2 separate regions of the Homo sapiens genome follow, and region 2 is linked to region 1. A link is an interaction called in ENCODE POLR2A ChIA-PET data of the cell type or tissue named here. Cell type or tissue: Panc1. All regions are shown on one strand. Links, peaks and the distances in the headings refer to the core of each region. The heading gives the core; the rest is flanking DNA. Region 1 holds the start of TXNRD1-AS1 (TXNRD1 antisense RNA 1). Region 2 has its middle 11 kb from the start of NOPCHAP1.

Evidence for each region. ChIA-PET counts read pairs that join two places held together with the same protein. Peaks named below come from ENCODE experiments on the same cell type or tissue, not always from the same donor. Only the 100,000 strongest peaks of a DNase experiment are listed, where the experiment ranks them.
Region 2: POLR2A ChIA-PET joins it to region 1 with 10 read pairs; 2 of 35 experiments call an interaction of 5 or more read pairs at or near these places.

What each region holds. Positions count from the first base shown.
Region 1 is chr12:104,276,373-104,284,710 of GRCh38, forward strand. The region is part of intron 3 of TXNRD1 (thioredoxin reductase 1); the gene reads left to right. TXNRD1-AS1 (TXNRD1 antisense RNA 1) reads right to left here and starts at 4,471. Exons shown (of 2, transcript XR_007063431.1): 1 at 3,912-4,471. RefSeq lists a silencer at 5,699-5,993. In Panc1, for the core only: no CTCF peak of the experiment used is centred there; no DNase peak of the experiment used is centred there; H3K4me3 peaks cover 881 bases; H3K27ac peaks cover 6,400 bases.
Region 2 is chr12:104,971,256-104,979,593 of GRCh38, forward strand. It overlaps the pseudogene KRT18P20. Among named protein-coding and RNA genes, the nearest start is that of NOPCHAP1, 11 kb to the right of the region's middle. In Panc1, for the core only: no CTCF peak of the experiment used is centred there; no DNase peak of the experiment used is centred there.

The DNA of each region.
Region 1 (8,338 bases), core at 339-8,338:
ACTTGAGCCTTTGGGCAGTGTGCTGGAGCTGGCTCGTACCAGCTCAAGAGACCCCTTGTTAAACATCAAGGAATTTTGCAAGTAGGTTGGTAGCTTGAAATTAGCCAAAGTGGGAGTATTCAACTCCAGAAATTAGCAAATACTACAAATCAGGGCCTCCCCACCACCACTCAGAACTGGTTTACCAGAACACCTTACACTCCCTTTCTTCTCTTTTCCACTTCACTAACAGTCAAAAGCCTGCTGAAGTGCCAGTTGAATTTGAAGCTTGAGTGAGTGCCCATTATGGGAAAGGCACTGTGCCAGATGCCAGGGTAAGAAAGACCAACCCCTCAAGTAAATAATACTGTGGTGGAGAGTGAAGAGCATGCAGGCGTAAATCCTGGACTAGCTGTCGGCTCTTGGGACAGTCACTTAAACTTGGGTTACTCATCTGTAAATGGAGATAATAATATATATCCCAAAGGGTTATTGAGATGACTGAGAACATGTAAAGTTCCTGGCACAGAGGTGTTCATTAAGTGATGGTTCTAAGAGTGGGGACATGTAAACAGATGTCTTTCATATAGCTTGATATAAGAAATAAAGATGGGAGCCGGGCACAGTGGCTCATGCCTATAATCCCAGCACTTTGGGAGGCTGAGGTGAGAGGACTGCTTGAGCCCAGGAGTTTGATACCAGCCTGGGCAACAAAGCGAGACCCTGTCTCTACAAAACATTTTTTTAAATGAAGCATAGGCCGGGTGCGGTGGCTCATGACTGTAATCCCAGCACTTGGGGAGGCCGAGGCGGGTGGATCACAAGATCGGGAGATCAAGACCATCCTGGCTAATGCGGTGAAACCCCGTCTCTACTAAAAATACAAAAAAAAAAAAAAATTAGCTGGGTGTGGTGGCGGGCGCCTATAGTACCAGCTACTAGGGAGGCTGAGGCAGGAGAATGACATGAACCCGGGAGGCGGAGCTTGCAGTGAGCTGAGATCGCGCCACTGCACTCCAGCCTGGGCAACAAAGTAAGACTCTGTCTCAAAAAAAAAAAAAAAATTAGTCAGGCACGGTAGTGTGTGCCTCTGGCCAGCTACTTGGGAAGCTGAGGCATGAGGATCATTTAAACCCAGGAGTTTGAGGCTGTGGTGAGCTATGATTGTGCCACTGCACTCCAGCCTGGATGACAGAGCAAGATTCTGTCTCCAAAAAACAAACAAATAAACAAAAGAAATAAAGACAGAATGACTACAGGTCATAGTCCCCTCAGTAGATTCCAGAGTTTTCAGGGTGGATGATTCATGGATGATTTTCCTTGTTTGTTATCAGAAGGTTACCGGGGTTTTTTTTTTGTCCCTACAAATCAAGTTTACCGGATTTACTTGTTGTTTTTACCGGTTTTTAGCCTGTTCCTCACTCTATATTATTTAATTGTAAGACAAACAATGGATTTGGAGGTAGGCACAGTTGGATTTATATACCAGCTCCAACACTTACCTGGTTTGTGACCTTTGGCAAGATTCTTTTTTTTTTTTTTTGAGACGAAGTCTCACTCTGTCACCCAGGCTGGAGTGCAGTGGCGTGATCTTGGTTCACTGCAACCTCCGCCTCCCGGGTTCACTCCATTCTCCTGCCTCACCCTCCCGAGTAGCTGAGACTACAGGCGCCTACAACCACGCCCGGCTAATTTTTTTGTATTTTTAGTAGAGAGGGGGTTTCATCGTGTTAGCTGGGATGGTCTTGATCTCCTGACCTTCTGATCCACCCGCCTCAGCCTCCCAAAGTGCTGGGATTACAGGTGTGAGCCACCATGCCTGGCCTCTGATCAAATTCTTTTTTTTTTTTTTTTTTTTTTTTTTTTTGAGACGGAGTCTTGCTCTGTCGCCCAGGCTGGAGTGCAGTGGCGTGATCTCGGCTCACTGCAAGCTCCACCTCCCCGGTCCACGCCTTTTTCCTGCCTCAGCCTCCCGAGTAGCTGGGACTACAGGCGCCCACCCCCAAGCCTGGCTAATTTTTTGCGTTTTTAGTAGAGACGGGTTTCACCATTTTAGCCAGGACGGTCTCGATCTCCTGACCTCGTGATCCGCCCGCCTTGGCCTCCCAAAGTGCTGGGATTACAGGCTTGAGCCATTGCGCCCAGCCTAATTTTTTTTTTTTTTTTTTGAGATGGAGTCTCACTCTGTCACCCAGGCTGGAGTGCAGTGGTGCCGTCTTGGCTCACTGCAACCTCCACCTCCCGGGTTCAAGCAGTTCTCCTGCCTCAGCCTCCTGAGTAGCTGGGACTATAGGTGCACGCCACCACACCTGGCTACTTTTTTGTATTTTTAGTAGAGACAGGGTTTCACCACGTTGGCCAGGCTGGTCTTGATCTCCTGACCTCGTGATCCGCCCGCCTCGGCCTCCCAAAGTGTTGGGATTACAGGCGTGAGCCACCGCACCCAGCCTCTGATCAAATTCTTAAAGGCCAAATTACCTTTATAAAACTGAGGACCCCCTAACATTTACCTTGTAAAAGCTTTTTTTTCTCCTTTTCTCTGTGAAAAAGATGGAATATACAAATTAACTAAGTAATATCTGCATTTTTACAGATTTAATCTCTCAACAATTATTTATTGATCAATTACTATGTGTGCATACTATATTAAGTGCTGGGAACATGATGGTGAGCATAACTAATCCTGGTCCCTGCTCACATGTGGCTATGTACATCTATATTAATTAAACTTAAATAACATTAGAACTTCACATCCACACCTGTACTAGCCATCTTTTATGTACTTAATAGTCACATGTGGTGAGTGGCTATTGGGTTGGACAGTGTAGATTTAGAATATTTTCATCACCACAGAAAGTCCTCTTGGACTGTGCTATTCTAGAGTGAGGGAGGTGGACATTGATCAAATACTCATAAAAGTATGATTGCAATTGTAGTAAGTACTAGGCAGAAAGAATAGATGGTAACATGAGAACATTTCATAGGGGGATTTGACTTCTCTGTTGGTTTTCCCAAGGAAAACCTGTTCAAACTAGATTTGCTCAATGCTTGGAAGTTAGCAAAGCCCTGTGGTGGGAGGGAGGACAGTAATTACAGGGACTGAAAGCAAGCTAATGACTGAATCATGGGGATTGAGGAGAAGTTTGGGTGAGATGAAGGGGTGGAAGGACCACAAAGGGCCTTGTAGAAAGAAGATGAAGAAGCAGAGAGGCTTAGTAACTTGGCTTTGCAGTTAGTAATAGAACCTGGATTTGACTTCAAAGTCTACACTGCATAATAAGGGTATATTCAACAGACTTTGGTTCTGCAATTATCTCTTTTTGCTCCTTCTTTGGAAATTGCCAAAGTTCCCTCTACTGGATTATTCCTTTAGCATAAAAACATGCTGTAATAATTTCCTTCTTAGACAAACCAAAAAAACCAAAAAGTCTGGCCAGGCACGGTGGCTCACCCCTGTAATCCCAGCACTTTGGGAGGCCGAGGAGGGTGGATCACGAAGTCAGGAGTTGAAGACCAGCCTGGCCAACATGGTGAAACCCTCTCTCTACTGAAAATACAAAAATTAGCTGGGTGTGGTGGCATGCACCTGTAGTCCCAGCTACTCGAGAGGCTGAGGCAGGAGAATTGCTTGAACCCAGGAGGCAGAGGTTGCAATGAGCTGAGATCGTGCCTCTGCACTCCAGCCTGGGTGACAGAGTGAGACTCTGTCTCAAAAAAAAAAAAAAAAAAAAATTCCTCTATCCTACATCCCTCTTTAGCTCCTTTCCTATTGTTGTTTTGTTTTGTTTTGTTTTTATAGCAAAACCCCTTTAAGAGTTGCCTATACTTACTCCCTCCATTTCCTTATTTTCTGTTTCTTGCTGAACTTCTTCTAATTAGGATTTCTTACCTACCACCATTTTCATAAGTGACCTCCATGACTCAGCCCTTACCTTATAGGATTTCTTGGCAGTGCTTGAAATAGTTGATCTTCCTTTTTGGAGCACTTCTTCATTGGCTTCTGAGACACCACACAGTCTTGGTTTTCCTCCTACCTCCTGCCAGCTCCTTCTTAGGCTCCATTGCTGGGTTCTTTTCCCCTTTTGCAGTTTGAGCGTGCCAGGGCTCTGTCCTGGGCCATCTTTATTTCTCTAAATACATTAACTCCTGGGTAATTTCATCTAGTCCCATGGAGTGACAGTTAATTTTATGTGTCAACTTGGCTAGCATACGGTGCCCAGTTGTTTGGCAGATAAAAGCATAGATGTTGCTGTGAAGGTATTTTTTAGATGTGACTTACAATGAAATCAGTAGGCTTTGAGTAAAGCTAGTGACCCTCCATAATGTGGATGGGCTTCATCCAATTAGTTGAAGACCTTAGAGAAAAGATGGAGGTTTCCCAAAGAGGAAGCAATTCTGCACCCAGACCACCGTTAGTCTCAAGATTGCCACATCAATGCCTGCTTGAATTTCCAGCCTATCAGCCAGCCTTGGAGTTTTCAGACTTATCAGCCCTCACAACTGTGTGAGTCAATTCTTTAAAAAAAAGAAAAGAAAAAAATCTCTCTATATATACATGTATCCTATTGGTTCTGTTTCTCTGAAGAGCTGTGACTAATACACATGGTATTAAATATCTTTTATGTTTGACACCAAATGTTTATTTCTAGCCTTGACTTCTCCCTTGAACTCCATACTTACATATCCAACTGCTTAGTCAACCTCTCCATTTGGATAATAATAGATCTGTTAACCCATACTATGGATTTGTCCCAAACTATTGTTTTCCCCCACCTCCCATCTTTCTTCCTCCTCTCTGGGTGTTCCTGCTTTTCATTGAAGAGTGCTATTATTTACCCCATTGCTAAAGCCAGAAATCTAGCGTTATCATTGATTCTCTTTCTCTTACATCTCTTATTCCATCCATCTGTACAACTGTACAACATATATCTGTGCAATTAGCTTTACCTTCAAATGTATTTTTTAACCTCACTAATCAGCCTTTATCATCTCTAGCTTGGACCAGGACAGTAACTTCCTAGCAGGTCTGTATATCTCCATATCTCCACTTTTTTTTTTTTTTTTTTTCTTTTTGAGATGGAGTCTCACTGTGTCGCCCGGGCTGGAGTGCAGTGGTGGGATCTCGGCTCACTGCAAACTCCGCCTCCCGGGTTCACGCCATTCTCCTGCCTCAGCCTCCCCAGTAGCTGGGACTACAGGCGCCTGCTACCACGCCCGGTTAATTTTTTGTATTTTTAGTAGAGATGGGGTTTCACTGTGTTAGCCAGGCTCATCTCAATCTCCTGACCTCGTGATCCGCCCGCCTCAGCCTCCTGAAGTGCTGGGATTACAGACATGAGCCACCGAGCCCGGCCATATCTCCACTTTTAAGTCCCTGCCCTCCTTAGCCTATTTTCCACACAACTGAGCAATTATTTTATCATACAACAATCATTTCCTTCTCTTCTCTTCACACTCTGGCATCTTACCACATTTAAAATGAAATCCAAAATCCTGACTATGGCCTGATGATGGATGTGACCCCTGGCTATTCCTCTGACCTCACTTCCTACCACTTTTTTTCTCACTCATTAGGCTTTAGACATACTGGTTACTTTGTGGATTCTTGGATAAGTCAAGCAGACTCCTAGCTTAGGGCTTTAGTATGTTGAAGCCAGAATAAAAATGTGAGACAAGTCTCTAAATTAAAATTTTTTATTTGGAAAGAAAGAATAGCAATTTGGGGCATATATGCAGACAGGGTGGTCTTCAGTATGTCTGAAGAACAAAGAGAAGGTTAGAGGTTTTAGAAACAGGAGAGCTGTTACATATTGCTCTTCAAGAAAGTTCTTTGGGACTAGTTAGGGTTTGGGGAGCTAGCAAGCTCTGGTGAGTGATGGCAGTGGGCAAAATTAGTCCTAGAGTTTCAGCAAGTTCTCTTAGCATTTATAGATAAAGCTGGTCTCAGGTTACAACAGGCAGTTTCAGCAGTCAGGCTTGCAGAGAATTACATTCTTGGAGCAATGTTTTGTACCCTGAGTGCTTTTCCCCCTAGCCCCTTGGCTCTGATTTAATTGGGAATGACAAGAATGACCCAATTTTATGATCAGCTTTCACAAGTACCTCCTCTTTCCTCTGCTTAGAAAGATTTCTTCCCTAGGTACTCTCATGGCCTGTTCCCTCATAGCACTGTGGGCTCTGCTCAAGCATCACATTCTGAGATCTTTCCTGACTTCCCTACCCTACTTTATTCTTCTTCAAGGTACAAAGAACTCTTTCAGAAAAGCTTTGTGTGTGTGTGTGAAGGAGAGCAATGAAATGGGGTGGTGGTAACTGCAAGGGTTGGGGCACATGGGATCATGAGAGCCTTTTCTTTCTTTTTGGGAACAGTTTTGCTCTGTCATCCAGGCTGAAGAGCAGTGGCATGATCATGGCTTACTGCAGCCTCAAACTCCTGGGCTCAAGTGATCCTCCCACCTCAGCTTTCCAAGTAGCTAGGACTACAGGCAGGTACCACCACACCTGGCTGACTTTTATAATTTTTTTTGTAGAGACAAGGTCTTGCTATGTTGTACACACTAGTCTTGAACTGCTGGCCTGAAGCAATCCTCCTGCCTCAGCCTCCCAACATGCTGGGATTACAAGTGTAAGTTACTGCACCAGGTCGGGAGGCTTTTTTAAAATGGTAAAACAACAATGCATTTGTATGATGATGTAAATGATCAGGTAGAGAACAAGCAATTGATGATGCCAGAGAGGGAGGCTAACTTCAAGAGTGATGTTCATTAATATTAAGAAGGAAATAAAAGATGAGAATCCATACACAAGTGAAGTTGGACTTCACTATTCTCCACATAACAGCAATTCTTTGAATGTACAACAATCATTTCCTTCTCTTCTCTTCACACTGTCTTTTTTGTTTTTGTTTTTGTTTTTTTGAGACGGAGTCTTGCTCTTGTTGTCCAGGCTGGAGTACAATGGCATGATCTCGGCTCACCGCAACTTCCGTCTCCTGGGTTCAAGCGATTCTCCTGCCTCAACCTCCTGAGTAGCTGAGATTACAGGCGCCCACCACCATGCCCAGCTAATTTTTGTATTTTTAGTAGAGACGGGGTTTCACCATGTTGGCCAGGCTGGCCTCGCACTCCTGACCTCGTAATCCACCTGCCTCCGCCTCCCAAAGTGTTGGGATTTCAGCCGTGAGCCATTGCACCCGGCCTCACACTCTGGCTTCTTAACACATTTAAAATGAAATCCAGGCTGGGTGCAGTGGCTCACACCTGTAATCCCAGCACTTTGGGAGGCCGAGGCAGGCGGATCACCTGTAGTTGGGAGTTGGAGGCCAGCCTGACCAACATGGAGAAACCCCGTCTATACTAAAAATACAAAATTAGCCAGGCGTGGTGGCACATGCCTATAATCCCATCTACTCAGGAGGCTGAGGCAGGAGAATCACTGGAACCTGAGAGGCGGAGGCTGCGGTGAGCCGAGATAGTGCCATTGCCCTCCAGCCAGGGCAACAAGAACAAAACTCTCTCTCTCAAAATAAATAAATAAATAAAAATAAAATGAAATCCAAAATCCTGACTGTGGCCTGATAATGGGTCTGACCTCTGGCTACTCCTGACTTCACTACCTACCACTTTTTTTCTCATCAGGAAATAATAAGAGTGAAGGCAGAGAATATGGCAGCTTGCTGGTTAAGGGAGTTCTGTCTGATTGATGCTATTTTCTTAAAGTAGAAAGTAGGTCATGAGCTAATGCAAGGTGTAGGGGCATTAGAAGTTTGAGGAAAGAGGGATACGTGTGAAATGGTCATTTTGGATCCTGAGAAAACAAATATTCCAGGGATGCAAAGGATTGCTGGGCAACCTTGAGGATACATTTGAAGTTTGTGGTCTTAACTTTAAAGTGAAATCACTTTTAATTTCTGTGTTTCCTTCAGCAATGTTTCCTGCTTTAAGTGGAGTACAGAATATGTGGACAGCTAGGTTCAGCAAGGGTGGGCCTTGCCATGTCAACGCGACTGAGAAGCTTGGACTTCATATTGAGGGCCCTAGAGAGCTACTGAAGGTTTGAGTAAAGAAGATTTAGGTGTTAGAAAGATCATTCTAGCTCAGTATGGTGTGTGTGTGTGTATGAGAGAAAGGCTTATTATAGGTAGAACAGTAGTTTAATACAATAGGAGCCTTTATCAAACACCTGCATAAATTTGTTATAGCTTAGATGACAGTTCAGGAACATAGAGAGGTCTATTTCCAGCATTTTCTGAGTACCTACTATATACCAGATTCTGTAAAGACAAAATAAACAAGGGTTTGCCTATCCAAAGCTCTTGTAGAAGATTTGTAATTATTATTAGGTATTTGGGGGACAAAGA
Region 2 (8,338 bases), core at 56-8,055, 690 kb after region 1:
AATACTCAGTTTGGATAGTCTCCTGAAGATAAAAACTGAAGCTGAAAGATGAAAACCTTTTAGAAAAACCTCAAAATTATCCCCAGAATTACACATTGCAAATATTATTGTCTGTAGTAGACCTGTGGGTGCCTCCCTGATTTCCTTGCATCCTCCCCTAAAGCTACAGCTCTGCCTTCTGGGTGGGATTGGTCCCGTCCTCCGGCCAGCTGCAGGAGTGGGACCTGATTCAGAAAATTCCACTTCCCTTGTCTCAGCTAGTTTGGGCCTATGACTCAAGTTTGTTACTTTGACATTTTAACTTTTAAATGCCAATCTTATTTTACCTCATTTCCCTCAATTTCCTGAAAAGAGTTTCAATTTTTTTTTCGAAACGAAACTCAGGAATTTATACACATATTGCCAGTTCAAATTTAAGATTACAGGAGTGGGTCGGTTACTGATTTTTTTTTTCTTGTACAAAAAATCTGAGATCTGGCAAGGAGCGGTGGCTCATGTCTGTAATGCCAGCACTTTGGGAGGCCTAGGCGAATGGATTGCTTGAGCTCAGGAGTTCAAGACCAGCCTGGGCAACATGGTGAAACCCTGTCTCTACCAAAAATACAAAAAATATTAGGAGTGGTGGCACACGCCTGTAATCCCAGCTACTTGGGAGGATTGCTTGAGTTGGGGAAGTGGAGGTTGCAGTGAGCCAAGATCGTGCCACTGCACTTCAGCCTGGGCAACAGAGTGAGACCCCATCTCAAAAAGCAAACAAAACCCAAAACAAAATCTGAGATCCAAATATTAGTATAATTACTTATTTGCTTTATCTAAGAATATCTATATAGCAGTTTTTAAATAACCATACCAATAACACTACTAAAAATTAAGATGATTCAATTCATTGTAACAGCCAATCAGCAATAAGGTCCAGGTTCAGTTTCATATGATTAGAGCTTGCCCATAATAATGACTGTAACATACATGCAAATCAACCAACAAATTTCTTATATTTATATTCTTTTTAAAATCTTAAAATGTTTAACAGTTTATCTTTTTTTCATATCATTTTCCTGTACCAGAAGCAGCTCCCTTCCCCCTGCATTGCTCTTCTTGTTCAGAGCCTGTCTTATGGCTATTGTCTTATCTTTTTATACAAACTTTATAATCCATTTTCTCACTCAAAGGGAAAAAATACCCGATGAGATTCTTATTAGCATTGTGCCAAGATCATGCCACTGCACCCCAGCCCTGGAGACAGAATGAGACCCTGTCTCAAAAATAATAATAGTAAAATTAGCTTTTTTTGCAGTTTTTTTTTACTATTTCTTTTCGATTCAAAGATTGCTTAGAAATATGTTTTTACAGTTTTAGGTAGAAGAGACTTTTATTAAAAATGTCACTATTTTAAAATTATATTTAATTGTGGTCACAGAATATAACTTATATCATTTGTATTTTTGGAATTCATTGAGATTTTCTTTGTGGCCTATGATATTTCAATTTTGTGAATACTCCATGTGACTTCAGAAGAAAGTTTAATCTCTATTATCAGGGTTCAGTGTTCAATATATATTTACTAGATCTACTTTATCAATGATTTTATTTAGCTCCTCTAAATCCATACTAATTTTTTTGTCTAACTGGGTCTATTCTTTTCTGAGAAATGGTATTAAACTTCCAATTATTAGAGTTTTTGCTTATGTCTCTTTTTATTCCTTTTACTTTCTGCTTTTTAATGGTTGTTGCTGTGTTATTAGGCACACGAATATGAATGATGGTTTCCTTGTTTAGATCGTGTCATTTAGCATCATAATGTGTCTTTTTGTCTCTTTTTGAATTTTTGCTTGTCTAATAACAAAATTGTACTCCACTTTGTTTTTACTTGCATATGCCTGGTTTATATGTAATCATCCTCTTATTTTTACTATTTTATCTTTTATTTTAGATGAGAGTTTTGCTCTTGTCACCCAGACTGGAGTATAATGGTGCGATCTGGGCTCACTGAAACTTCTGCCTCCTGGATTCAAGCAATTCTACAGCCTCAGCCTCCTGGGTAGCTGGGGATTATTGACGCACACCACCATGCCCAGCAATTTTTTTTTCTTGTATTTTTAGTAGAGATGGGGTTTCGCCATTTTGGCCAGGCTGGTCTTGAGCTCCTGACCTCAGGTGATCCGCCCACCTTGCCTTCCAAAAGTGCTGGGATTACAGGTGTGAGTCACCGTGCCCAGCCTAGGTAAGTCATTTCTATCCAGCATAGAATTGAATTTCGACTACTTATCCAATCTGAAAATTCTTTTTCTCTTATAAATGAGTTAAGCCTATTTGCATGTAGTAATACAATTGATATGCTTCATCTCAGTTTTGTCTTTATAAATCATATGAAGTCTTTCCTATGAAGTCTGTTTTATTTGCTCTCCTTTTTCTGCTTCTGTTTATTTTAGTATTTAGGAAGATTTGTATTTTGTTCTAATAACTTTATATGATACTATTCAGACTACTCTTATTTTGATATTGTCTTTTATCTTCCTACTATCAATGGTATTAAAATTAGCTAGTAACTCCTCTTTTCTGTCTCCCCTTGTCCCGAACACCTAATGTAACATACTTTTTATTTCATTTTTTAAAAGCAATATTTTTTCTTCTCAGATAGTTTCAGCCTTCTCCCCATTTTTGATTTTTATATTATATCTACAGTATCAATACCTACAAAAATTAAATACTTTTTTTTTTTTGAGATGGAGTCTCACTCTGTCACTGAGCAGTGGCACCGTGTCGGCTCACTGCAAGCTCCGTCTCCTGGGTTCCAGCAATTCTCCTGCCTCAGCCTCCCAAGTATCTGGAATTACAGGCACCCACCACCACACCTGGCTAGTTTTTATATTTTTAGTAGAGATGGGGTTTCACCATTTTGGCCAGGCTGGTCTTGAACTCCTGACCTCAGGTGATCCACCCGCCTTGCCCTCCCAAAGTGCTGGGATTACAGGCATGAGCCACCGTGCCCGGCCAATTAAACATTATTCTTTCAAACTTATTCCCATTGTTTAGCCTCAATTCTGCTGTAAAATGCTCACCACCGTAACTGGGTGACTCTGGTTCAAGGTCTTTCAAGAGGTTGCAGTTAAGCTGTTGGTAGAACTGTAGTTTCATCAAAAGGCTCAACCAGGTTTGGCATGGTGGCTCACACCTGTAGTCCCAGCACTTTGGGAGGCAGAGGCAGGAGGATCGCTTGAGCCCAGGAGTTTGAGACCAGCCTGGGCAGCAATGTGAGACTCCACTTCTACAAAAAATTAAAAAATTAGCCAGGCATAGTTGGCATGTGCCTATAGTCCCAACTACTGGGGAGGCTGAGCTGGGAGGATCACTTGAGCCTGGGAGGCGGGAGGTTGCAGTGAGCCGAAATCATGCCACTGCACTCCGCCTGGATGACAGAGTGAGACTCTGTCTCAAGAGAAAAAAAAAAAAGAAAAAGAAAAATGGCTTCGCCAGGTAAGGACCTGCCTCCAAGCTCTCTTACGCAAGAAACTCATACAAGGAACTGACAGGATTCAGTTCCTTGTGGGCATTGAACTGAAAGTCTCAGTTCCGCCTTGGGTATTGACTGGAGGCCAATCTCAGTTCCTTGCCATGTGGAACTCATACAGGGTAACTCACAACACGTCAGTTGGCTTCTCTCAGAGTGACAGAAAGCAGAAAAACAGAAGTCACAGTCTCTTTGTAGTCTAATTTCAGATGTAACACCCCATTACTTTTACTGTATTTTATTCATTAGGAGCAATTCACTATATTTAGTCCATACTCAAGAGGAGGAGATTACATAAGGACATAAATACCAGGAGATGGGATCCCTGGAGGCTATGCTGGAGACTGTCTGCCATATGACAAATACCTAGGAATGGAATTTCTGTGTCATAGGGTACACGTACATTTATAAGAAACTGCTAACCTATTTTCCCACATGATTATACTATTTCATTTTCCCTCCCACAATGTATGAGAGTTCCCAGTTGTTTCAAGGATTCCATATATATATATATATATATATATATATATATATATATATGTATATATAATACTTTAAGTTCTAGGGTACATGTGCACAACGTGCAGGTTTGTTACATATGTATACATGTGCCATGTTGGTGTGCTGCACCCATGAACTCATCATTTACATTAGGTATATCCCCTAATGCTATCCCTCCCCCCTCCCCCCACCCCACAACAGGCCCCGGTGTGTGATGTTCCCCTTCCTGTGTCCAAGTGTTTTCATTGTGGAAGACAGTGTGGTGATTCCTCAGGAATCTAGAACTAGAAATACCATTTGACCCAGCCATCCCATTACTGGGTATATACCCAAAGGATTATAAATCATGCTGCTATAAAGACACGTGCACACGTATGTTTATTCAAGGTTTCTTAACCTTTGCACTATTGACATTTTGACCCAGATAATTCTTTGTTCTGGAAGCTGTCCTTTGCTTTGTAGAATGTATAGCTCCCTGACCTCTATGCATTAGATGCCAGTAGCTCCCTGCTGATTGTGATGCTCAACAATGTCTCCAGGAATTATCAAATGTCCTTTGGGGCAAAATGACTCACAGCTGAAAACCACTGAATTGCCCCACATCCTAACCAACAAGGTATTTCTAATCTTTTTAGTTTTAGCCATTCTAATAGAAATAGTAGTGTTTTTTCACTGTAGCTTTAATTTGCATTTTTATAATGACCAATGATGTTACACCTCTTTCTATTTGTTTTACATTTGTATCCCTTCTTTGATGAAGTATCTATTGAGCTTTTTTGCCCACTTTTATTGGATCATTTGCCTTCTTAATATTGAATTGTAATAGTGTTTATATTTTTCAGATACAAGTACAGTCATGCATCATTTAACAATGTGGATACATTCTGAGAACTGTGCCATTAGTTGGTTTTATCATGTGAACATCGTAGAGCATACTTGCATAAACCTAGATGCTATAGCCTACTACACACCTAGGCTATACCGTGTAGCCTATTGCTCCTAGGCTACAAACCTAGGAGCATGTGCAGCATGTTACTGTACTGAATACTGCAGGCAACTGTAACACAATGGTATTTGTGTATCTAAACATATCTAAACATACAGAAGGTACAGTAAAAAATGGTGTTATAATCATATGAAAACACCTTTGAATATATGGTCCACTGTTGACTGAAATGTTACTGTGCAGTGCATGCCTGTATTTCATTAGATGTAGGTTTGGGAAATATATTCTCCCTGTCTTGGCTTACCTTTTCATTTAGAGTAGCATCTTTCAAGAGCAAAAGATTTTAATTTTTTTGGAGAAAATTTATTCATTTTTCTTGTATGATTATAACTTTTACGTCTTGTCTTATTCCATTCAGGCTGCTGTAACAAATTACATAAACTGGATGGACTATAACAAATAGAAATTTCATCTTTTTTTGACCTCGGAACTTTTTATTTTCCTCCTGCTCCCCAAAGGGTACCCTGCTTCTGCTGGATTAATGCCTCAGAACTTTGGTGTCCTTTGTCTCAGACAGCACTTTGCCACCCACTATCCGGCAGTGGTGGTCTTTTGGATGGTTTGCATGGAGTTGCTGCTGTCCAGGGCATCACCAAGATTGAACTCCTCGCCATCTTCCAGCAGGCGGCGGTAGGTGGCGATCTCAGCCTCCAACTTGACCTTGATGTTCAGCAGGGCCTCGTACTCCTGGGCCTGGCACTGTCCCTCTGCCAGGGTCTGTGCCAGCTCTGACTCCAGGTGCAACAGGATCCCATTGAGCTGCTCCATCTGCAGGGTGTGGCGGGCCTCCACCTCCCTCAGGCGGTCCTCCAAGCTGGCCTTCAGACTTCTCATGGAGTCCAGGTCAACCTCCAAGGACTGGACTGTACATCTCAGCTCTGTGAGCGTCATCTCAGCAGCTCCAACCTCGGCGGACTGCGTGGTGACCACTTTGGCGATTTCCTCATTCTTCTGAGACCAGTATTTGTCCAGCTCCTCTTGGTTCTTCCGAGCCAGCTCGTCATATTGGGCCCAGATGTCTGCCATGATCTTGGCGAGGCACTGAGATTTAAGGGCATCTACCTCCATGGTCAACCCAGAGCTGGCAATCTGGGCTTGTAGGCCTTTTACTTCCTCTTTGTGGTTCTTCTTTATGAAGAGCAGCTCCTCCTTGAGAGCCTCAATCTCTGTCTCCAGCTGCAGCCGAGTGACATTGGTGTCAACAATGACCTTGCGGAGCCCATGGATGTCATGGGCCATGGCCAGCTCTGTCTCATACTTGACCCTAAAGTCATCAGCAGCAAGACAGACATTGTCGATCTGCAGAACGATGCAGGCATTGTCCACAGTGTTTGCAAAGATCTGAGCCCTCAGGTCATCGATGATCTTGAAGTAATGGCTCCAGTCTCTGACATGGGGTCCCTTCTTCTCCACGTGCTCCCGGATTTTGCTCTCCAGCTTCTGGTTCTTGGTCACCAGGCTCCTCACTCTGTCCAGGTAGGAGGCCAGGCAGTCGTTCAGGCTTTGCATGGTCTCCTTCTCGTTCTGGATGCCTCCTATTCCTGCCAGACCCCCAGCCATCCCCGCGGCCAGGCCCCCGGACCCCATGCAACCCGGAAGCTGGTGAAGCAGCACACAGAGATCCGGGAATGAGAGCCCCTGCTGCCTGCATAGACGCTGGCCACACTGCTGACTGGCCAGGCGCCATAGCTGGGCGTCTGGACAGAGCCCAGGGACCGGTAGTTGGTGGAGAAGGTGGAGCGAGTGGTGAAGCTCATGGTGTCTGGGGAGGCAGGCGAAAGGACAGGACTCAGACTTTGCCGATGACCAAAAAATAGAAATTTGTTTCTTAACGTTTCCGGAAGCTGGGAAGTTCAAGATCAAGATACTGGCAGATTTGGTGTCTGGTGAGGAAGAGCTTGCTCTCAGGTTCATAGATGGCCCCTTCTTGCTATATCCTCACTTGGTGGAAGGGGCAAGATTGCTCTCTGGGGCTTCTTTTATAAGGACAATAATCTCATCCATGAGAGCTCTGTCCTCATGACCTAATCACCTCTAAAGGCCCCATCTCTTAGTACCATCACCTTGGATTTCAACCTATGAATTTTGAAAGGATAATAGCATGTTTTATCTAAGAAAGCTCTGCCTAAATGAAGGTTACAAGTATTTTCTCTTTTTTTCTAGAAGTTTTATACTTTTAGGTCAAGTTTGCCTTTCTGATTCATTTAGATTTAAATTACATTTGTGGTGTGAGGTAAGAATCAAGATTCATTATTTTGCATATGGATCCAATTATTCCAAGACCATTTATTAAAAAGAGTACCTTTTCCCAATTATATTACCTTGATACCTATGTCGAAAATCAATTAACTATATATGTGTGGACCTATTTCTTGGATTTCTATGCTGTTCCACTAATCTAATAGTCTGTCTTTACACCAATACCACTCTGTTTTGACTCGTTATCTTTATAATATGTTCTCAAACCAGACAGTGTTATGTCCTAAAACTTTATTCTTCTCTTTCAGAAATGTTTTCCCTTTTCATTTTCATATAAATGAAAGTTCTTTTCGTTTTCATATAAATTTTAAATCCAGTTTCTCAATTTTTACAAAACAGCTTGCTGAGATTTTGACTAGACTGCATTGGGCCTATGAATTCATTTGAGGAGAATTGACATCATAACAGTAATGAGTTTTCTGACCTATTAACATGGTATACTTCTCTATTTAGCTGTTCTTTAATTTCTTTAACGAAGCTCTTATAGTTTTCACTGTAATCACCTTTCACATATTTTCATAATTCTATCCCTATATATTTTGTGTTTATATTGTGAATAAAGTTATTTTAATTTCCCATTGCTTGTTGTTAGCATATAGAAAAATGGTTGATTTTGCATATTGACTTCATATCATGCTACCTTCCCATATTTATCTATTAATTCTAATATTTTTTGTAGCTGGATCTTTGGAAAAAATCAATAAAACTGATAAAACTTAGGATTTTCTATATAGATGATCATCTCATTTGTGAATAAAAACAGTTATAATCCCTTCTTTCCAATCTTTATGCCTTTTATTCTTTTTCTTGCCTTATTGCAGCAGTAAAGACCTCTAGTTAATTGCTAATTAGAAGTGGTGAGAGTGAACCTCTTTGCCTTGTTCTCAAAATCAGAGGAAAAATATTTATGATGTTAACTGTTGATTTCTCATAGATGTCCTTTACTGGGTTATGGAAATTCTCCTCTACTACTAGTTTGCCAAGAGCTTTTTATCATGAATAGGTATTGAATTTTGTCAAAAGATTTTTTTGCTTCTACTGAGATGGTGAAATAGTTTTTTTCG